Regions from separate parts of the Homo sapiens genome. Here all the other regions are linked to region 3. Evidence: chromatin contacts called from ENCODE Hi-C or POLR2A ChIA-PET data. All regions are on one chromosome and are shown on one strand. The core of a region is the stretch at or near the end of the contact, and the rest is flanking DNA. Distances in the headings are between cores, read along the strand shown. Region 1 overlaps GALNT2 (polypeptide N-acetylgalactosaminyltransferase 2). Region 2 holds the start of TRIM67 (tripartite motif containing 67). Region 3 holds the start of COG2 (component of oligomeric golgi complex 2). Region 4 overlaps GALNT2 (polypeptide N-acetylgalactosaminyltransferase 2).

Evidence for each region. Hi-C counts contacts between places; a loop is a spot of excess contacts on that map. ChIA-PET counts read pairs that join two places held with the same protein, here RNA polymerase II (POLR2A). Pooled maps may share reads with other maps.
Region 1: a pooled map shows a loop between it and region 3 (5-fold over the local background). The contact joins the enhancer-like site here to the promoter of COG2 in region 3. A Hi-C loop is called at or near these places in 1 of 37 single-sample maps with no recorded cell type and 3 of 50 pooled maps. POLR2A ChIA-PET finds 5 or more read pairs at or near these places in 1 of 52 experiments (activated CD4-positive, alpha-beta T cell).
Region 2: a loop to region 3 is called in a map of chondrocyte, with 2.9 times the contacts of the local background. The contact joins the promoter of TRIM67 here to the promoter of COG2 in region 3. A Hi-C loop is called at or near these places in 1 of 168 maps with a recorded cell type or tissue (chondrocyte). POLR2A ChIA-PET finds 5 or more read pairs at or near these places in 1 of 52 experiments (activated CD4-positive, alpha-beta T cell).
Region 4: a loop to region 3 is called in a map with no recorded cell type, with 5 times the contacts of the local background. The contact joins the enhancer-like site here to the promoter of COG2 in region 3. A Hi-C loop is called at or near these places in 2 of 37 single-sample maps with no recorded cell type and 3 of 50 pooled maps. POLR2A ChIA-PET finds 5 or more read pairs at or near these places in 2 of 52 experiments (activated CD4-positive, alpha-beta T cell and naive thymus-derived CD4-positive, alpha-beta T cell).

The regions. Positions count from the first base shown.
Region 1 is chr1:230,120,165-230,125,682 of GRCh38, forward strand. All of the region lies in intron 1 of GALNT2 (polypeptide N-acetylgalactosaminyltransferase 2), which reads left to right. Among named protein-coding and RNA genes, the nearest start is that of GALNT2, 56 kb to the left of the region's middle. RefSeq lists enhancers at 2,967-3,096, 3,107-3,316 and a silencer at 4,058-4,352. Within about 2 kb of position 2,352, at least 9 of the 41 ENCODE cell types and tissues checked have a DNase peak (open chromatin) inside an H3K27ac peak, as active enhancers do.
Region 2 is chr1:231,159,146-231,164,800 of GRCh38, forward strand. TRIM67 (tripartite motif containing 67) reads left to right here and starts at 2,913. Exons shown (of 10, transcript NM_001004342.5): 1 at 2,913-4,868. The coding sequence starts at 3,825. RefSeq lists a silencer at 2,955-3,270 and an enhancer at 3,179-3,813.
Region 3 is chr1:230,640,953-230,646,646 of GRCh38, forward strand. COG2 (component of oligomeric golgi complex 2) reads left to right here and starts at 1,529. Exons shown (of 18, transcript NM_007357.3): 1 at 1,529-1,726. The coding sequence starts at 1,655. RefSeq lists silencers at 1,323-1,462, 3,076-3,195 and an enhancer at 1,553-1,772.
Region 4 is chr1:230,104,831-230,110,052 of GRCh38, forward strand. All of the region lies in intron 1 of GALNT2 (polypeptide N-acetylgalactosaminyltransferase 2), which reads left to right. Among named protein-coding and RNA genes, the nearest start is that of GALNT2, 40 kb to the left of the region's middle. RefSeq lists enhancers at 1-796, 168-889, 856-925, 4,978-5,037. Within about 2 kb of position 1,566, at least 15 of the 41 ENCODE cell types and tissues checked have a DNase peak (open chromatin) inside an H3K27ac peak, as active enhancers do.

The DNA of each region.
Region 1 (5,518 bases), core at 1,102-3,601, 520 kb before region 3:
GGGGGTGGGGGTGAGTGGGCGGTGTTAAAGGCTACACCTGGGATTCTCCAGGCCTCAGCAGCTGGTGTTGTAAGGTTACATAGTAACAGTGTTAACCAGCTTGCCCTGTCTTTTCTCAAAGTTCCACCCATTCAGTTCCAGGGGTCCAGGACGTGCCTATCAGGAACAGCCCTTGGATGCCCTTGGATGCCTGCCTTGTGGATGTCATCTGCTCCCATGTCAGCCATCTCCAGGGCTCTTCCCGAGAAGAGGGCAGTCCCCGCCAAGGGTGTTGCCTCTCAAACCTGCCAAACTACAAACCCTCTTGGTACCTCCACACATCCCTGGAGTCGGCTTTGGGGAACACTGTGTTCCATGTCTAAGTGGAGTCCCGGGCCTCTCCCCTCCAGTGTCGCCTGTGCCAGCTGGACACGAAGCAGCAGATCAGTCATGAAAATGGCTGCTCAGCTCCGATCTGCCCTTCCTTCCGCAGGACTCAGGGACGCACAGCTCCCCAGGGCTGGTCACCCAAACAACAGCATTCCTTTCTCCTCGGCCTCTCCCCAGGCTGCTTGGGAGAGAAAACTTCCCTCATCCTCCTCCGCACACACTAAATGCCCTGCCGGTATCTTCTTTCCAGTGACTGTGGCCCCAGGTCGTCACACATGGCCAGACACAGCTGAATCTCAGGCTAGATCATGTTGGCACTGCTTCCACCCCTTGGATAAAATAAAATTCCCAGTGACTTCCTTAATATTTTGATAGGCTGAGTGGCTTATATGCAAACTTTGATGTAAACACTAGGCCAGAAATTGGTTAACTGTGGTTTAGGACTCCTAATCTTTCTCCGGATTTATTGAAAACATGTCTTAGAATGGTACGCACCAAGTGGTTCTCCCTGGTACTGCATCCTGCTGGCCACGTACCCTTTCCTGATGCTCCTCTGAAGGGAGGATGTTTAACGCAATGATCTCCAGCCAGTGTCCAAATGGCATAGAGCCACTTCCTTGTTGACATTCCCTGGGATCTGGAGGTCACTTCCAGCTCTTTCCTCTTTTCTGCAAGAGCCATGGTGCTGCACCTGCCTGCTGTGTGCTGGCACATGCCTGTGGGGTTGTGAAGGCTTTGTATGGGTCCCTGGACCACACCTGAGGAGGCGCTGTCTTAGTCCCGTGGCGGGCGGTGGGGCAGGCTCCCTGCACTGGAGGAAGCACCAGCAGGCTTTTGTGCGTGAACAGACAACTCTGTTGGCTTTCCTGCCCTCCCCTGTTTGCCTTCTTGATTTTTCCCTTCTCTTTTTGTTTCTGTCTCCATCCTGGTTGCATTCCCTCACTCCCCTCTTCTTTGTCCCTGCCAGGTTTCTGATGGGTTACTTCTTTGAGGAGGAGAACCCTACCACCATTCCAGAATACTCAAGGCAAGGTTTGAGGGGAGAATTAGGCGGATGTCCATTTCACAAGGCTTTGTTTTTGCCGAGGAGAACATCAGTGTCTGCCTTTAGTAGGTTGCCATCATCATAAGCAATAATAGCTGACTGTAACTCAGGGACTGTGCTGGGAACTTTCCATGCCCACGGAGTCAGTCCCTTCAGCAGCCCCAGGAGGATGAGTGCTTTTGCATACCCCACTTTGCATAGATCCCAAAAAGGGGACATTGGGACATTGGGAGCATCAGTAACTTGCTCGAGGTCACACAGCTAGAAGAGGGGAGGAGGGATTTAGAATGTATTTATTTATCTTATAACGTTTATTTTTTGATATATAAATTTATATTTCCCTTTGTAGTTTATTTAAATACTGTTATGCTTTTTTTTTTTTTTTTTTTCAAGGGACAGGGTCTTACTCTGTTGCCCAGGCTAGCCTTGAACTCTTGGGCTCAACCATTCAAGCCTCAGCCTCCCGACTAGCTGGGACTGTGGGTTTAGAATTTGAATCCAGTGTTCACCCTTCCTCCTGAGCGGTGCTGTACATTATGAACAGGTTGTTTGCCAGGAACTGGGATAATGCCATTTTCCTCATAAACCTTTGCCCCGCAAGCATGGGTAGACAGACAGCTGGTGCTTTCCTTGGTTATATTTGGCAAACTATATAACCAAACCAAACTTGATTATATTTGGCTAGTGGACCAGTTCTTTTGTAGTTGGTTAGAAAAGAAAAGATATCGCTTTCCCTTGAAAGAATTCATTCTCCATGAGATTGAGGTTCAGAAAATCTGTTAAATAAATCCCAAGCCCTGAGGCCTCCAAATCAGTGGCTGCTCCGCTGCTCCTCTCTCTCCCTCGACCTGGTCTCTCAGTGACCCCCTCATCTTTTCAAATCATAGCATGTTGGGACAAGTGTTCCAGGGAAGGCCTCTGTCAGTGTTTAGCTTACATTTCTTGGGTGTATCTTTTTGACAAAATTTTCCCCCCAGGGATAAGGAAACCAGAAAACCACAGTGGATCAGCGTGCAGGAATGCATAAGGGTGGCTCTGTGTGTGTGTGTGTGTGCATGTACATACGTGTGTGTGTGTGTTCATCCGTGTGTGTGTGTTTTCCTTCAGAGCATTTTAAAGGTCTCAGCTATTATTAACATGAATTTATTATCTATATTTAGGATAAGCCCACTAAGGATGATTTGGGATGAGCTGTGAATCTGTGGTGTATATATAGATCTCTGCACACGCGTATAGTGCATATTTATGTCTGCACGTACTCCTGGGCGTTGACATCTGCCTGTGGAATGCAGACATCTCTGTGCAGGGTTGTGGCCTGTCGTCTCTTGATTGGCAGTTGAAGTGTCCCGCATCCCCTTGTTATTAATAACTTGCTTGGGGCTACATTGAGTTGGGGATGTGCAGTAGTGATTTATCAAGACATTGTTATAAAGACACAAGGCTGGTTGTAATAGTCTAATCAGAACAAGTGTATTCAAAGTGGCGAGTTTCAAGCATGCTGTTTAGGAGACTTCACACTTATTTTCAGCGTTCAGAACATTGTTGAACCTCTGCTTTTGGCATCGTGGTCACAGCTAGTCTATGAGCCTTAGGAGAAATTATACTTGCCATTTGGTGCCCACTGTGAGTTTCTGACCAAGAACAAAATTTCCAAGCTTGATCACCTGCCTTATTCGTGACGCTTGGCTCCAAGTGGTTGTTAGCTGTTTCCAAAAAACAAATGTGCTTTAGAGGATGAACATTATGCTGTTGTCTCTGGGGGCCAACCCGTTAGGGGAGTTCCAGAAATATTTTGAATGATGACAGCATCATGGGAATACCAAGGGTCTCCCCAGGGGACTACTTTGAAGAGGGGCACATGCAGGTTGGTCATGTCTTTGTGTGAGTTCCAGGGTTCGAAAATAACTGACGTATACTGGTTGTGTATGTCTGTGTGTGTGTTGCCCGCACAGCTAAGTTTAGACACCGAGCTTTGGAGACCTCTGAGAGCCGACTCCACCTTTGATTTTCAGTTGTCTTTCATTTTGTACCCATTTGGTATTGTCTTGCTTGAGCCTTTGTGGAAATAGACCTTGACTTCATTTCTTAAGTCTTTTTTACTTTCTACGATTATGGAAAGGAAAAATATATATTTTATTTAGAAGGCAACAGGTGTACTTATGTTCTTCTCCTATATGATGGGTAGTGGAAATGTTTTAATTGCCTTCTTTTGTCTACTTTAACCTCATGATCATTGCCTTTGTTTGCTAGTCTCTCAGCATGCGTGGTTTTGAAAATGACCTGCACACTTAGCAGATGTGATACAGAAACCAAACCCCCGAACCACACTGTCAGGGGACTCTAAAAATGTGAAAACACCTGGTTTTGGTTTCTTAGTCATTCTGTTTATTTGGTGAACTCTGTAGCTTCAAACGTACAGCTTTGACCACTTAATGAAAGCATGTGGATAGTGACGTGAGGATGACCTGAAGATATGACTCCCTGTCCTTTGGACTAAGTGGCCTTTAAACCAGTCACGTGCCTGGCTCAACTTTAAAAAGAAGTAAAGACATTGTCATTAGATCTATACAATGTCAAGAATATTACCCGGCCTGGATTTAGGTGGAAATGAATTAAGTGCAAGTACTGATAGGTACTTTCTGGGGGTTAATTTTATTATTTTCTTCTCTTTAATTTTGATGTAGACATGGAGACAGCAGAGGGAGAGACACCAATTCTTAAGCATGTTGTGTGCTGGTGTGTTGCAAAACATTGCTGCAAGAGCTGTCTATCACCCGCAAGAGCCCTTCTGACCTGATCTGTGGTCGTACTGGACTTGTGGCAAGCTGGAATGTCCCCTTGTCACCAGTGGCGTGTTAATGTTACTAAAAAGCAAGGAAAATATAATTGAGTTCTCCCTAAATCTACCTGTGGCATGAAAAAATCTCTCAGGTTGCATCATGTCCAGAAATAACTATGGTGGGGCCTAATGGGAGTAATTCCCTGGCTCCAGGTATTTGGAGGAGGCAGGCAGCACTTCTCATTGGAGTGATTTGGAACCAAGGCAGTACATTTTCCTGCTGTTCCTGAACAATCTGAAGTTTTGCAGATCCTTGGAGAAATAAAAGCCACAGTCTTGGAACCTCCCACCTTCTTTTGGCCTGAGTCCTTCTCATGAATTCAGCAACCAAAATGGAGTCATGGGGACGGGTGGGACCTGCCGTGATGGTCCCACCTGCATTACCCCCATGGCAGACTAGGGTGGTGTGGCCTGTCTGGGAATGTGGTCTTTCTCTCTGAGAACCCAGCTATGTGGTTAGTAACTCAGGATTGTGGCCCTGTGGTTACTGTGCACTAATCAGCCCTCCAAACACTGGAGGAGCACACCCTGGTGTCTGCACCGCTGGCTGTTTTCAAGAGTGTTGTTCTCTTCCACCAAACAGCCTACACTCAGCCCTGCACTCAGATTTTGCTTTATTTGTTGATGAAGCTGGAAAGAGTCCATTTGACGTGTAACCTGGTCTCCGCTAAGCGGTTGTTCTCTATTCTTGTCAAATGTGAAGGCTTCCCAAGCCTGGTTATGCATTGTTGGCTGCCAAAGAGGGCCAAGTGTTTGAAAGTGAATACCAGATTAGAGAATTCATAAATGAAGATGCAATAACCCATCACACAATTAGAGTGCAGGATCCCTTTCCCACAATCAGAGTAACAGAGATGGGACTAAGGAAGTTGTACAGGCCAGAGAAGGGAGGGGGCTGTGGGGAGAAAGAAGGAATAGCTGGTTAGAATGTCCCTGTGTTTCTCAAATTCTGCAGTTTCCTAGCGACCCCTCCCTCAGGAGTGTAGCGAGGCCTGGCTGGTGTTTGACAGCGTCACATATTTTAAATTAAAGGCAGAGTGAATAAGGAGAGATGAAAGGTTTACTGCGTTTGGATCGTGAGTCTTTCAGCCAAGATCGTGTCTTAAATTTTGTATCTTGTAATATCGTATCTGTGGGATTTCGTCAATAATGCTGACAAAATCTGAAGTTGTACAAAGGGATAGTGGGAGTTTCTCATCAGAGGTCATAGATTTTGGTGGGTAAGAGTGCTGCTTGCTTAGAGGGGTTTTGGCAGCTGCCTTCAG
Region 2 (5,655 bases), core at 1,663-4,162, 520 kb after region 3:
ATGACTTCTCTATATGCATATGGTTCATGGCACAGTTGAGACAGAAAGAGGACTTTTTATAAATAATGTTGACGATTGTTAGCAATTATGATTATATACAGTGAAGCATTGAAGCCAGCTTTGTAACTTCAGTTCAGACAAAGGAGTGGTAGGATGCTAATCCCCCAAATGCACAATGTTTTAGCAAAAGTACAGTGCACGGATAAGCTGATTTATGTTGTAGAATTGAGGTGGTGGGGATTGAGAGTGAAAGCTGTCAGAATCCAAATGGAGTCACTAATGTTAAAAAAAAAAAAAAAGAAAGAAAGAAAAAAAGAAAAAAAGCCCTGACAGAGCCATGAAGGGAGAGTTTTCGTGCATAAATACCTCGTAACAAAAATGACTACAAAAGACTCCAAAACCTACAATCTTGCAGAGAGGCCATCATAACCCTACACCAAAAAATACTTCTATCAGGACATCTGCCCAGCAACTACCTGTCCAGCCTTGAGCTGGCATCACCCCTGTTATTGATATTTGTAGCCAAGGGTAATTATTTCAAAACAATTATTCAATCTTCCTCATTTTTTTCCCTTAAAAACCTCTGTCTTCTGTTACCTCCCTGAATACACACAGAGTTTACTATGGCAAGCATCTTTCCATTGCGGTACTTTTTTCCCAAATAAACCTCTCTTCTTTTAGAGAGCCTGTCTCTTTGTTATTTAGGTGACAAGAGTGCATGAGAAATGCATAGGTGTAGAATTCTGATGTACTAGATCACCTCCTCCCCGTGGAAAACAAAACTACACTCAGTCTGAGTGGAGGAGTGCTTGAACTGTAAGTCCTTCTGTACAGGAAAGGAGTTACACACCCCTCCAGGAGGCCACCCCTACCCCCAAGCAGTTTGTTTTGGTCCGAAAATGACAAAGGAGACTGGACTTCAGCCATATGGCTGCTGGTTTGGGGCAGACCTGTTCACAGTAGAACCATAAGAGGTTATGACTTCCCTTGTGGTCACCAGGAGGCTGGGCTGAGCCGGCGTAAATGATGGCACTTGCTAGGGTCACAGAAATGCATCTTTAAGTGCATTCAATTACAGACCTACCCATACACTGCGTTTCTGACATGACCCTGAAGATTCCATAGCACATTTCTGGAAGGCTTATCTGAGAGTTGCAGGCAGGATCCAGCTCATTGTGGCTTTATCTACACAAGGCAGATGAGGACAAGGTTGTTACCATCTCCCATCTGTGGCTACTGATGCCTGGTTAAATAATTGTTCCAAGTCCCCTAGCTGAGGGGAAGTAGAGTCAGGTCTCTTAATGCTGTGCGATGCTCTATCTGGCCTTAGCTTGGCCTACTCTTCAACTTTGGCACAAACTGGAAGCAAGCTGCAAAGCCGGACTAAAGGTTCATAGGATTTTAAAACAGAGCCTGGCGTGGTGGCACAGGCCTGTAGTCCCAGCTACTTGGGAGGCTGAGGTAGGAGGATTGCTTGAGTCCAGGAGTTCGAGGCTGTAGTGAGCTATGATCACGCCACTGCACTCCAGCCTGGGCGACCCAGAGAGACTCCAACCGCCGCCCCCACAACAAAAACAGAAAGTAGGAAACGCCGTCTGTATTTGCAACTAGCTCGTTTAGTTCTCAGACATGAGTATTATGACAATATTCATTTGGCATTTCAGGATCCGAGCGAGGGAAAGCCTAAGCGAGCTGCTGAGTGGGGCCAGTGGTCCCGGGGCGTCCTGACTTCCAAGGCTCTGGGCCTTCGTGCTGCGGCCAGGAGCGCGTCGCCAAGCGCCTCCCCAAGGGTCCCCCTGCAGGGGTTCCTGTCCCCTAGGCACAGAGCCCCAAGCCCTGGGCGCAGGCTGCAGCTTCCCCCTGCCTGACCCCGCCAGCCTGCGCCTCCTCACCCGGGGACTAGCAGAAGCCTGGGCCCGCGCCTGGCGCTACGACTCCGGTCTTTAGTCTTTGTTTGGAGCACGGGAGAACCTGGGACGGAGGGAGGCATGACTTCAATATTCATATCGTTGTTAAATAAACGATTTCCTAATTTGTATCTGTTTCATGCCAGCGTGAAACTTCTGTAGGCAGAGCCGGCTGCGCTGCCAGCACTTTCTTCTGCTCGTCCCCACCCACCTCTGCCTCCCCCACCCAGCCTTCCCTCGGCAGCAGCGGGGAAGAACAGCCGAGCAGACCAAACAGCCGGGGCCGCGGGTGGGAGGCTGTTCCCGCAGCTCGTGGCTGGCGTTGGAGAATGTGGAGATTTTCCCATTCATAAAAGGAACGTCTCCGCTTGCCGCCTTCCCGTCCGCCGCACACCGCCACATCCGCAGCGGGGTAGGGCTGGGTCTGGGGGCGCTGGGTTCCCAGGGGTCTACCCGGGCGCGCTCTCGCCTTTCTCAGGAAACCCCATTTTGTGAGCGGCACCGCGTGTCCTCTCTCAGTCCGTGCACACAGTTGACCTGGAGCGCGGATGAGCACCCTTGGTTGAAAGGAAGAGACAAAATGGCTTGTGGTTCAATTCATAAATAAAACCTCACCCTTGGACTTCAGGCTGCCCGACATTTTGGGACTTGGATTTTTTTGCTTTATCGTAGTTTTAGGAAGCGACTGTCAGGCCATGTTGCCTATCCATTTCTAAACGACTGGCTTTTTAGGATCCCGTTTTCACCCTTCTATGGCGGTGGGTTGGGGGTGGGGTGTGGAACTGGAGTGGCCCAGGGAGACGATGGCAGGGGCGGGGCGGGGCAGGTCGTTGTACTGATTCAAGATACAATCTCCATCCAAATAATGGATTGTTATTAACAATGATCCTCCCTGCAAAACCCTTAAAATTGCCCCTTGATTCCCTAGCAGCAAGAGGCGAGCCCTTATTCGCTGAGCTGAAGCCTCCTCCCCCCTCCTCCCCATTACTCTCTGCTCTGGAAATTACAACTCCTCGGCGCGCCGCGCGGGGAGGCAGCGGCAGCGGCGGGAGGGAGGCGGGGAGGGGATTCCCGAGCCAGCCGGACGCTCGCCCTCCGCCCGCCGGCTGCAGCGTCGCGCGGCCCAAGGTCAGAGGCGCCGCAGGAGCAGCAGCTGGGAACCAGGGAAGCGGGTCAATCCCGGCCGCAGGGAGAAAGCCCCAGGGCGCAGTCAGCCGGCGTCCACAGCCGCCCAGGAGTAGGGTGAGCGGCTGTCTCCGGGCCGGTCGGGTCCCGCCGAGGTGGCCGCGGCCCCAGCGACCCGGCGGGTGGCGGCCCAGGGGTCGGCGAGCAGGCAGCTGGAGCCCCACCTTCGGCTCCCGGGCGCTGTCCGCCGCCTCGTGGTGCTGATCCCAGCCCCACGGCTGAGCGGCCTTCGCACCTGCCTGTCTCACCTCGCTATCACCCCGATAAGGAGTTGGGCCGGGGCAGAAGGGGGGCCTCGGGGTAGCCGCCCACCGGAGCCAGGGGCTGAAGCAGCGAGCGCACAGCAGCCCGGCCGCTGGTCCTGGGGTGGAGAGGAGGCGCGCGCTGCAGCCGGCGGCGGCGCTGGTGCTGATTCATCACCTAAAGCTCCTCGCAGGCCACCGCGAGGGCAGCCGACCGGCTCCGGAATCTGGCCGCAGGTTGAAGCCGCTGGTGCGGGACCCTCGGGCAGGAGGTGAGGACCCCCTCCCTTCTCTCGCCCCTCAATCATCTTAGGGCGGTGGCTACAGGACAGAGAGAGGGGCGTGCCCCTCGGCTGTGAAGTGGGCATGCCCGTGTGATGCCCCCGCCCGTCGTCTCACCGGGGCGCACCGCGCTGGTCCTCCTCCGCCAGTCTCCCGAGCTCCGGCCATTCATCCCCAGCGCAGAGCAGCGCTGGCAGCCGGCGCCGCGATGGAGGAAGAGCTGAAGTGTCCCGTGTGCGGCTCTCTGTTTCGGGAGCCTATCATCCTGCCCTGTTCCCACAATGTCTGCCTGCCTTGCGCTCGCACCATCGCGGTGCAGACCCCGGACGGTGAGCAGCACCTGCCCCAGCCGCTCCTGCTTTCCCGGGGATCGGGGCTGCAGGCGGGCGCCGCCGCCGCTGCCTCTCTGGAGCACGACGCTGCGGCTGGCCCGGCCTGCGGCGGTGCAGGCGGGAGTGCAGCTGGCGGCCTCGGCGGCGGTGCGGGAGGTGGCGGAGACCACGCGGACAAGCTCAGCTTGTACAGCGAGACAGACAGCGGCTACGGGTCCTACACCCCGAGCCTCAAGTCCCCCAACGGGGTTCGCGTGCTGCCCATGGTGCCCGCACCACCCGGCTCCTCGGCTGCGGCGGCTCGGGGTGCCGCCTGCTCCTCGCTGTCCTCGTCTTCGAGCTCCATCACGTGCCCGCAGTGCCACCGCAGCGCATCCCTGGACCACCGCGGCCTGCGCGGCTTCCAGCGCAACCGGCTGCTCGAGGCCATCGTGCAGCGGTACCAGCAGGGCCGCGGGGCCGTGCCGGGGACGTCTGCAGCCGCGGCGGTGGCCATCTGCCAGCTGTGCGACCGCACCCCGCCAGAGCCAGCAGCCACGCTCTGCGAGCAGTGCGACGTCCTCTACTGCTCTGCCTGCCAGCTCAAGTGCCATCCATCCCGGGGACCCTTCGCCAAGCATCGCCTGGTGCAGCCGCCGCCGCCGCCGCCGCCGCCCGCCGAGGCAGCCTCCGGGCCCACTGGCACCGCCCAGGGCGCCCCCAGCGGAGGCGGCGGCTGCAAGAGCCCGGGAGGCGCGGGGGCGGGGGCGACTGGGGGCAGCACGGCCCGCAAGTTCCCCACGTGTCCCGAGCATGAAATGGAGAACTACAGCATGTACTGCGTGAGCTGTCGAACCCCGGTGTGTTATCTGTGCCTGGAGGAGGGCCGGCACGCCAAGCACGAGGTGAAGCCGCTGGGGGCCATGTGGAAGCAGCACAAGGTGAGCCCGCGGGACGCGGGAGTGCAGGTGCCAGGGAAGAGGGTACGAGGAGAAAGGCTTTTGGCCTCTCCCTTGGAGAGCTGACAGAAAGTCGGTCAGAGGGTCAGGCAGGAATTACCTCACTCATTAGCCATTCATTCCATCAGATAGTCATTTGACAAACAGGTAAGGGACTCCCGGTACTTTGGACTGGATGCTGGAGATGGGAAGGGTATGGAAAGATGACTTATTAGGTCCCCACCCACCCGAGGTTTTAGGATTTATGTAGGCACAGGGCACCCAAAACGCAGACACAGGGCTCTTTTACTCCCAACGTCTGACTAATAAGTTACCTTGATGGTCCCTTTTGAGTTAAGGCATGCAGGATCTCCTTTTCCCCTCTGCCACCCTCAGCAACTTATGGCTGGCAATGTGTCCTTGTATCTGATACTGCGAGAAAGAGAGGAGCCATCAAAATCTGGTTAGGTCCTTGATCAGACCCCAAGTCAAGACTAGAGTTGGTTTTTCTAACATTCACCTAAATTTCCCATCCAAATGCCAAAGATGAGCAATTGGACTCACTTCCCCAGAGGTCAATGAACTAGGCCTGGCAGAGTTAGAATCTTGTGGGAAGGACCCCTAACCGCCTCTGGAACTTCAGACACCAATTATTCCTTGTAGTCTTACCAGTAAACAGTCACCGCAGAGGCAAGAGGTCTCCACACAGCCCAGCCAGAAATATATATTTGAATTGAGGAGGAAAATAAAGTAATTGGCCAAGGCTATCCAACTGGAAATAAGCAAAAAG
Region 3 (5,694 bases), core at 279-2,778:
AAGAAGGTCTCGATGCGGTGGGTGGGGAAGGGCAGAGGAGACAGGTTGATGATGGTTGAAGCGAGGTGCTAAGTACATAGGGTGGGGTTCTTGTGCTCTCCACACTTCTGTGTACTTGAAAATTTTCATAACAAGAGAAAACAAAAAATTAAACAGAAAATGAGGTTTTCATTTCCTCCAGCAAAACAAACATAACAGGGACTTAGGATGTACTTTTCCCAATCGCTCCTCTGGCAGAATATTTTGATCCTCCAGCTAGCTTCCGGCTCTTATCCTGTTCATCTGTTCTGTAGATACTGGCAGGAAATAGGCTCTTCAACAGGGCCTGCTAGGTCCAGTGCTAGGGAGTAGAGCGTTTTGGATTCTACGCCTACATTTTTTTTTAAGTGACCAGTTTTCTAGTTGAGATACTTGAAATACAAAGTCTCATGGTGAGGTCTTACCCTCTGCTGTCCCATTCCTTTTTACAGGCCATCATGGCGTTAATCTTATCTCCAAGGAGAAAAATTGGGAAGAGAGGCCTAGATTCCTCAACAGAAGCGGGAAGGAAAGGTTTGCAGAATGAAGAGTGTGAAGTGAGGTTTGTGGTTTGAATCATCCGAATGTCAAGGAGAAAAGAAGAAAAATGAATCATCATCATTTGACCACGGTATTTACAGCTAGCGGAAGGGACAAGAGGAGAAAAAAGCAAGGGAGGAGATAAAGGAAGAACGTCTCAGAATAAAATTGGGGTGGGTGGGGGGAGGAGGAGGAAGACAGTCTAAGAAATTGGTTTGGTTGCACCAGTACTGGCCACAACACAAAAATTTGTCCATTCCTGGTTGAAATTAAAAATAAATGTGCATGCACATGTATTTGTCTGCTGTGTTTAATCAGATAGCGAGGCACTCCTTTAAGCACCTTGAAGACCCAAAGTTGCGCTCAGAGGCTGCCCACCTGGAACGGAGACCGAGGTTGAGCAGGGAGCTACTCAGAGGACCCAAAGCCGCCTAGCTGACCACCTTCTTCCCTATGAGTTCCCAGTAACGGAGCCCAGTGGAGGAGACGCTACACTTCTCTGTGGGGACAGAGGCTAAGGGCGGGGGTCTCCATAGAGGCGTTAGCGCCCACCAGCGGCAGTGACCGCGCACAGGGAGGTGAAGAATGCGACCACGGTGATACGTCCAACCTGGAAAACGGGCCTGAGAACCAAAGGGCCAACTTCTGGCCATGCATAACGAAGCAGAGCAGTCTCAGGGTAGAAGGCACTGGAAAAGCGTTGTAGGACAATTTTTCCCAGTAGAAACGGTGGGGGTGGGAGGGAGACCCGCTCACCCCTTTTGACCCACCCCTGCAGCTCAGCCACGCCTCCTAGGGAGGTGGGCAGCCTTGCAGGAGCCCGCGCGAGGCTGCAGTACCGCCCTCCGCCACATGAGGGCAGCACGGCCTACCCGTGCAGCAGCGGCGGCCCCCGCGCCCCTCTTGGCCAGAGCCAGGCGCAGGCCGGCTTGCGGTGCCGTCGTTCATTGGCCGCGGCGCGGGCGCTGCCATGTTGGCGGAAGCGGACCCCCCTGTGCCGTGGAAACTGGCGGTGGCCGCGGCCGCCGAGTCGGTCTGCGCAGCCTCCTGCGTTTTCTCGCTTGGATCTTGGCACTGAGAGGCGGTGGCCGGCGGGATGGAGAAAAGTAGGATGAACCTGCCCAAGGGGCCGGACACGCTCTGCTTCGACAAGGACGAGTTCATGAAGGTGCGCGCGGCGTCCGCTCCCCGGAGCCGGGCCATGAGGGTGCCTCTGCCCTGTGCCCTCTGTGGCGGTCTCTTCGGTCGGCTGCTCCTGCCTGCGCACGCTCAGTGTCAGGTCCTCCGCCGAGACCTCGCTGCACTTCGCAATGAGTCTTTTGGCGTCAGGTTTGGCGGGTGCAGCCTGGAGAAAGCACTTCTGTAAAATCGTGCGTGTTACATGGAAAGGCCTGAAAGTTCTGGGCAAGTGGTTTTGAGCTGCATGTCAAAGCCACTGTTACCCGTTCCTGTTACCATGCAGTGCAGTCAGATTGCCAGTCCCCTTGTCGGAAAGAAGCTTGTGGACCGGGGCCTTGGAGCTCATTAAGTGTGTGTTGAATAAATCTCCAAGCCCACGTACTTTCCTAGGGACTCGGGTCGGAAAGAAAAAGAACTTAATCTGAAGTTTTGCTTAACATTCAGCTAAAGCTTCCAGAATGGGATATTTAGAAGCTTAGAACATTCTTACCGACTATTGCAGTACGACAAAGCAAACCATTACTCTTTAAAGAAGTTGCTCTACTTTTTACGTGATGCATTTGAAGAAGTTGGTAGTTGTAGGTCATAAACTTAGAGAAAAGAAATATAAACTGAAAACACTTCACTGATGATAAAGTTCATCAGGCACAGCCTTGAAAATGGCCAGGCTTTGAGTGAGAGCTGGGAGGAGCTTTGCTCCTACTTGGTGTATCCCTCTGGGTCTGCACTTAAGCCATTCAAAAAATGTTTCTATTTAATTTCCTGAGGACTAGGATTTTTGACACCTTTTAGTAGCTGCTTTCAGTGTTAAAAAGCGAAAAGTTTTAGCTGGTTAGTAGACATCTACAATTTTGAGCAAGTGAGTTGAAATCTTACTCTGCCTTTCTTGGTGACATAATGTTTTCTAGATTAATTAGCCTATCTCTTTTTGATAATATTTGCATTCAGATTACATCTCCAAAGCTGTTTTTTTTTAAAGTAGATCTGTATCTTCTCCAGTGTGACCATATCATTTTTCGTATGTAGGACTTATCTATACCCAGGAATAATGTACCTTATTCTTGTAAGTGATATTCCTATTAGACCACTGTACTAAAAGGTGTAACTTCATTAGGATGTCTCAAAGAATGTACAGAATCAACTCATTGATCCAGAAACCCTTCGTTTTGCCTACTGGCTAAGAGCTACCCTGAAATGAGGGTAGAAAGAAACAGCTAAGGGTACATGCTGGGGAGAGGTGCCCTGGAAGAGGAAAGGCCATACACGGAGATCAGGGGCCTTGTTGACGTCAAGAATCTCAGAGTACAGAATAATCTCAGTTTGTCCATCTCTTGACTTCTTAAGGCTCAACACCAGCATCTTCTCTGACTCACTAGCCCCACCACCTTTCCCACTCTGAGTTGACAGAATGCCTTTGGTAAATGCAGCTTCAGGAAGTGAAATCACAGAAATACAAGTTCTAAAATAGAACTTAGAGTGCAAACTGGGGTGGTGGCTGGAATGCCAGCAATTGCATATTTCGTGGCTCTGTGAATATGCGGTACATTTTGTAGTGCTTATAAAAGTGACAACATACATAGAAGAAAATACATAGAACAGCTGTTCTGTGTAAAATTTTGTTGATTTTTTAGGTGGAGCTTGAAGATAAAGGTTATTTGCAATTTGTGTTGCCTTAAACATATAAAACTACATATAAGTTGCACTTCCATGGCAGAAAGGATGGTTGGAACACTTGTCCAGGCTATATTTCTATGTTTGTGTCTCATTCAGCACATTTTGTAATTGGATAGGTTTTGTACGTGTGAGAAAGTTGGGATATGACATTTGCATTGGGAGATTTGAGATTGCTTGAAAATCCAGATTTAAAGTTGCTTGAAATCCACTCTCTTCTGTTATTACCTCTCTTCTGGTATTACGTCTCTTCTGGTGTTGATGGGAAACTGTGTTTAGGTTGCCATAGATCATGAGGGCATGCTAGTGCAGTGGTAGCAATTGTTCAGTCAGTGGGCATTCCATGATCACCTGCTGTGTGCAGGTTTCAATGGGCCTTGTATACTGTACTGACGGATTTGCACTTGATTTAGTATTCATTGTGGAGTTACAGTCAGGTTAAAAGCAGGAAATGACATGATCATGTATGTTGCAGTTGGAACTGACTGGTGGCGGGAGGCTACTTAAAAAGTTATTTCAGTGGTTTTTATGAGATCTGAGAAATACAGGAGGGGATAGTTTGTGGAAAATATTACGTAAATGATCAAAAAGCAGGAGTGGCAGATGAACGAATCACTTGAGGGGTCAAAGGTGGTAATGGCATGATACTGTTGACTTCGTCAGCTTAATAAAATATACACACTGAGCAACATAGTGAGAATGCATTTCTACAAAATATTGAAAAATTAGCCAGGTGTGGTGGCACATACCTGTAGTCCCAGCTACTTGGGAGGCTGAGGTGGGAGGATTACCTGAGCCTGTGGAGGTCAAGGCTGCAGTGAGCCAGGATTGCAGCACTGCACTTCAGCCTGGGCAACAGAAAGAGACCCTGTCAAAAAAAAAAAAAAAAAAAAAAAGAAAATGTACAAACACTCTTAGAGAGGGTTGACAATCAGTAGATGAATTAGGATGTAAGATACTGGTAGTAGGAGAGAGGTGGTAGGCTAACAGGGATAACTTAAACCCACTTAACCTAGGTATGCTGTGGCAATCATATCCTTCTGTCTCACGTATGACTTCATGTGTTTTACAGAAAAAATAGAGGCCATCAAGCGGTAGCTCCTTCATCTTGCTGACAGCAACCTCGTTCTTGCATTTGTACCTGTTCTCACTCCCATCATTAACCTGTTGTGTAGGGCAATGGTCCCCAACCTTTTTGACACTTTTGGAAGACAATTTTTCCATGGACCAGGAGTGCAGGGGATGGTTTTGGGGTGATTCAAGCGCATTACATTTATTGTACACTTTATTTCTATAATTATTACATTGTAATACATAATGAAATAGTTATAAAATTCACCGTAATGTAGAATCAGTGGGAGCTCTGACCTTGTTTTCTTGCAACTAGACAGTCCTGTCTGGGGGGTGATGGGAGACACTGACAGATCATTCAGCATTAGGTTTTCATAAGGAGTGCCTAACCTAGATCCCTCGCATGTGCAGTTCACAGTAGGGTCCATGCTCCTATGAGAATCTAGTGCTGCCACTGATCTGACAGGAGGCGGAGCTCCAATACAGAGTGGCTGTGAATACAGGCTGCGCTCCTCCTGCTGGGCCACCCGGTTCCCCACAGGTAGTTGGGGACGCTGGTGTAGGGGTCTTTCCTTCCTCCTGAGGTCTGCCTCCCATGCCTGGATCCGGTGCCCTCTCCCTTCTCAGGACCCTGTTATTCCCACCCTCTCCACACTTCTTCCCATTGGCTTTCAGACACACTCCTATTTTAGTTTCTTCTACTGGACCCTCCAACCTCCAGTTAAAGCCCATCGCTCTCTTCCATCTCACAGCCAAATGCTCACAGCCAAATGTTGTCTTTACTTTCTCTCCCTTCACTCTTAAATTCACTTCACTCTGGTTTCTGGCCCCATCATTCCACTAAAGACTTCTCACCAAAGTTAACTAGATGGAAGTCGATCCACCAGACCTTCTCTGCTTCCTTCCCTGACCTCAGTAGATCAAATGCTCCCTTCATTTGCTTTCTGAAACCTGGTGCTTTCTGGTTATCTTTTGGCCTCTCTGGTCTCCTTGTCTCTTTTGCATAATCATTCTCCTCCTAGCCATTAATTGGTGGGTTATGGACTCAGCCACGTGTCTGTTCCTTTTCACATGCTGTGCACTTTCCGCAGGTGACCCACTTCATGCAGCTTCAATGACCACGTGTAGACAGGTGAAAGGTTCATACTTCTGGCCCAAATACCTTCTTATCTGCAACCCCATGTGCACAGCGCCTTGACATCTCTTCTTGGCTAT
Region 4 (5,222 bases), core at 316-2,815, 540 kb before region 3:
CTGGGCCCTTGCCAGGCTGAGTCACAGCTGACTTAGGGAAATGCCACACAGGACGCTTGCAGTCCCCCCGTTCTAAGCGTAGGTTTTGCAACTGCATACTCGGAAAATGAATCAGAGTGGGGGAAAGTGTCAGAGAAACAGCAGAAATGGAATGTAGGCAGGAGGGCCACAGTGGCGCTGTGGATTCAGACCACACCTTCGGCTCTGTTTGGGGCCCTTCCTGTAAGGAGCGTACTGATGCCAGAGGCTGGGGGTGTGGAAGGGAAGCTGCTGTGCTGTTAGATCCATTCTGCTATTTAGCCAGCCTTCCTTTTCCCAGCTGGCACAGACAGGATGTGTTAGAGAGGTGCTCAGACCTCCTTTCAGAGCAACTGAATCATTCTCCAGGAGGGACAGGGAGTCTGAAATGCAAACAGGTTCCCAGGGTTATTGAAGAGCAGCCAAACTGAACACCCACTGCTCTGTGGACTCAAGCTGGTTTTAGACATTGTTTGGTCAGGACCAGAGCCGAGCTCTGGGGCCCACTGGGGGCTCTTGTCGCACCATATCATTGATTCTACAATGCACATTTCCCCCGCCTCTCATGTTTTAACATGTCTGAAATCAGGATGCATCTTCCATGGATGGTGTTTCAGGGTTTCATTGATCGTGTTTTTCTTCCTGAGTGGCACACAAAATTAATGGTGCTCCCTAGAGTTGATGGTCCCTGCGGTTCAGTGAACCGTGTTGCTCTTGTGTAAGCTCCTGTGGGAACATAGAGTCTCTGTGTCCCACCTTCTTCCTCGCAGTGGTCAGCACGGATGAGGTGGGAGTTGCATAAATGTCAGCATTCGAAAGTGAGGGCGTCTGTCGGTGCTGTCTCACTGTGGGGCTTCAGAGAACGTGAGCACCTGTGTTTGCATTCTCCATCAAGGTTCATGTCCTGTTGGCTCATAAGCATGATTATATCCATTATACAAACTGGGGCACAGGCACCCAGAGAGAAGTCAAAAGACTTGTTCAAGATGGACAACTAGGAAGTGGTGGGGACAGACCAGTCCTGTCTGATGCCAGATCCAGCGCTGTATCTGCCAGTCAGCATGCACACTTTCATCTCTCCAGCCTCTTCCCACTCACCTTTACTCAACATTTCTGGGCCTCCATAGTGATTGTAGTAATTCGGTAAAGATGATTCATTTCTTTAGTCCGGTCTTCGGACTTGACTTCTTAGAAGCAGGTCTTGTGCAATAGTTGCATATTAACCACTTGGTGACACAGTGCATGAGGGTATGCCAACTCTTTTTGCTCATGGCCGTGCAGTGCAGAATTTCCAGGCATTGTCCGCTCTGTTTCCTGGACTTCGGAGTGATAGCAAAGTTTTGTATTCCCTGATCAGCTGTGTATCTCTGAGCAGCAAGTTGATCTCTCTGTATAAGGGTGACTGTGCCCATGGAGGATGGCATGCAATTGCCTAAAGATTTCAGTCTGAGAATCTGAGAAACGATACTGAATGGAGATGACAGGCTTAGTGCCTGCTTCCAGGAGCCATGCCTCCTCCTGGCCTGGAATGAATACCTAAACACCTGAGGCTCTGAGTTCCGGCAGTGTGCTGAAACTGCTGTTGGTCTGGCCCACTGACCCGGAAACCCAGCCACCTGAGGTTGTGACTTTAGGGCTTCTAGTTTTGTATTTAGCTTTAATTCCATCTGTGAGGCAGTGGAGACTGTTCATTTTATTTTACATCAAAGGCTTTTGGAGGTTGAGATGGGAACAGGATGATAGAACAGTAATGCATAATTATGGAGCATTTGCTGTATGGCAGGCATTCGTAAGAGTGCATTTGTTGATATTATTGTTTGGCCTCTCCTGTCATTAGCCCTAAGCAGCTACACTTGCTAAGCTCTGTGCTAAGGCTGCAGTAAGCAGGCAGGCAGTGCGTGCTGGTGAGCTTGGGCAGTGCTGGAGTGTGTCTTGCCCAGTGTGGGGATGAACATACACCCTTTCATGCTCACAGGTGCCTTAGCCTGGATGATAATGTTTAAGTTCATTCTGTTTATATGCACCGTGTCATTAAACAATGCTGTGAAAAGGGCACTATTATTTCCCCCATATTTTCAGTGATAAGGCAGAGGCCCATGGGCTCCTTGTAGCAATGGAGGCATTCCTTGAGGATCCAGGCAATCTGACTCCCGAGTCCCGGGGCTGGACAGAAGGAAGCTGGCTCCGAGAGCTAGACTGCAGTGCAGAGGAATTCCACGCTCCGCAGGTGCTGTCTTCAGAAGTTGCATCTCGTCAGCAGGATGAGTGCTTTTGGAATAGACAATCTTAAATGTCATAGTGAGGTGACTTGCAGAGATAAGGAAGGACGCCAGCCTCAGGCACTGACTGATGAATCCAGATGGTGACTTCCTCCTTGCAGGAGAATCAGCCACTTACACAGACTGGGAGGGATTCTACTGAGGGAAAAAATGAATTCGCAGCCAGGGACAGTGGCTCATGCCTGTAATTCCAGCACTTTAGGAGGCTGAGGAGGCAGGAGGATCACTTGAGCCCAGGAGTTCGAGACCAGCCTGGGCAACAGAGCAAGATCCTGTCTCTACAAAAACAGAACAAACCAACAATTAGCCAAGTGTGGTGGCACACACCTGTAGTCCCACCTACTCGGGAGGCTGAGACGGGAGCATTGCTTAAGCCTAGGAGTTTGAGGCTGCAGTGAGCTATGATTGTGCCACTGTACTCCAACCTGGGTGACAGAGCAAGAATGTTAAAAAAAAAAAATTCTCATTTCTTCTCATGGACTTTGTGTGTGTGTGTGTGTGTGTGTGTGTGTGTGTGGTTGGTTGGTTGGTTTAAGCCATGGATTAAAGAAAGGAGAACTATTTCCTGTGACTAAAAGTGGTTTACATATTGGTGCTTTAGCAGGAATTTTGGAGGGTGGCTTAAGTGAATAATTAAAACAGAAATCTTCCTAGACGATGTTTATCACACTCAAGACATTAAAAATTAGAGTCAAGGGACTGCTAAGACTTGGGGTGCTGGTGGGTGAGGCTGCCTTTCAGGGAGGCCATGCTGTGAGTTGAGAATCCTAGGCCACCTTGCCTGCACTGCCAGCTTTGCAGCTGTGGGCACATCTGGATCCCCATTTCTGTGCGGGTGCAGACAGGTGAATGTTACCTGCGTGCATCATAAAATGCTGTGAAAGGGGTCACAGGTATTGCCCAGGCTTGGGCAGACTCATTCATAGGGCTCACTGGCTTGCATGAGAAGGGATGCTGGGCACGGTAAACACAGAAGGAGAAGGCAGGCTCTGCTGCCAGGAGCTTGCACCCTGAGCCACGTGGAACTGGTTTGCCTGTGAAGCAATAGGCACAGTCCTGAAAGAGCACAGTCCTGAAAGAGCACTTCTAATTGGGCATACAAGCAAGCTCATAATAAAGTTCTCCTAGGAAGTTTTCCTCATGTTTTGAAGATGATACACTTAGTCCCTGACTGGGGATGGTTTCGCTTACACTTTTTCAACTTTACGATGGTGTGAAAGTGATACACGTTCAGTACGTTCCTCAATTAACAATGAAGCTATGTCCCGATAAACCCATCATAAGTTGAAAATATCCTAAGTCCATAATGCACTTCTGATATAATGGTATTTTCAACTTACAGTGGCTTTACCAAGATGTGGCGCATTGTAAGTCGAGGAGCATCCATCCCTGATGGGATATATAAGGATGAGATTTATGCACAGATGTTCCTCAGCTTATGATGGGATCATGTCCCAGTAAAGACACTGTAAGTTGGAAACATCTGAAGTCGAAAATGCATTTGATATACCTAAGCTATCAAGCATCATAGCTTAGCCTCACCTGCCTTCATTGTGCTCAGAGCACTTAAACGTTAGCCTGCAATTGGGCAAGTCATATCCAAACAATGCTGACAGCACCGCACACTGTAGGGTATCAGTTGTTTAACTTCGTGACCGTGTGGCTGACTGAGAGCTGTGAATCACTGACATTGCCCGGCATTGTCAGAGACTATCCGACCGCATATCGCTAGCCCAGGATAAGAGCAGAATTCCAGATTTGAAGTACAGTTTCTACTGAAGGCATATTGCTTTCGCACCATCGTGAAGTCAGAATTGTTAAGTCGAGCCATGGTAAGTTGGAGACCATCTGAATAACAGGATGAGATGTAGAGCAGGATATATATGTTAGAAACAAAGTTTCGCGAACAGTGCAAACGTTTTCTAGATGGACTATCCTACTCTTCTCTATCTCATTAAACACTTTGCTGGCAGCAACTCACTGAGTTGAATTCCCGCTCCACCAGTAGCCTCCCCTGGGCGTTGGAAGGCTCTGCCCTCTGATGGGGGTCTCCCTGGGAGCTGCGGCTGCGGACCCCCGTAGATGGGATGCAGCTGCCCAGTGTGGTCCTTGCCTTTGCAGGTGAGCGGGTGCAGGGAGGTGCGGGGTGGGGTGGCGGCTGCAGCAGTGGTGGTTGGGGGCCCTGCAGGCTCCCTCGGGGTGTAGCAGGGACATGGTGTGGTGGTTAACAGGAGTAGGCCACTCATGTGGGACGTCAGGACTAGTGCCACAAAGGCAGCCCTGTCACACGAACAGGTTCTTGGGGGACAGAGGTCTGTCTGGGACTGGCTAATGACCTGGAAAGACTGGAGAGGCACCATTGTCCACCACCAGATGTATGGCTGCAGGGTAGGAGTAGACTTAAGAAGGAACACTGTTGGCTGGGCGCAGTGGCTCACGCATGTAATCCCAGCACTTCGGGAGGCCGAGGCAGGTGGATCACCTGAGGTCAGAAGTTCAAGAACAGCCTGGTCAACATGGTGAAACCCCATCTCTACTAAATATACAAAAATTAGCTGGGCGTGGTGGCAGGTGCCTGTAATCCCAGCTACTCTGGAGGCTGAGGCAGAAGAATCACTTGAACCTGGGAGGCGGAGGTCGCAGTGAGTTGAGAGATCACGCCATTGCCCTCCAGCCTGGGCAACAAGAGCGAAACTTCGTCTCCAAAAAAAAAAAAAAGAAGGAACACTGTTAGGGAGGCAGTCAGTGAGCCTCAAGTCAGAAAGACAAACAAGCTCATTTTATGCATTTGCTAACATTTGACCTCTTCTGGGACGCGTAGGTCTCTCAAGTTCTGTTTCTGTTTCCTGTCACGCAGATCAGAGATGTGAAACAGACCTGGTGTACACCCGTCTGGGGTAGCACTGGGAGCCACGGCGTCCTGGC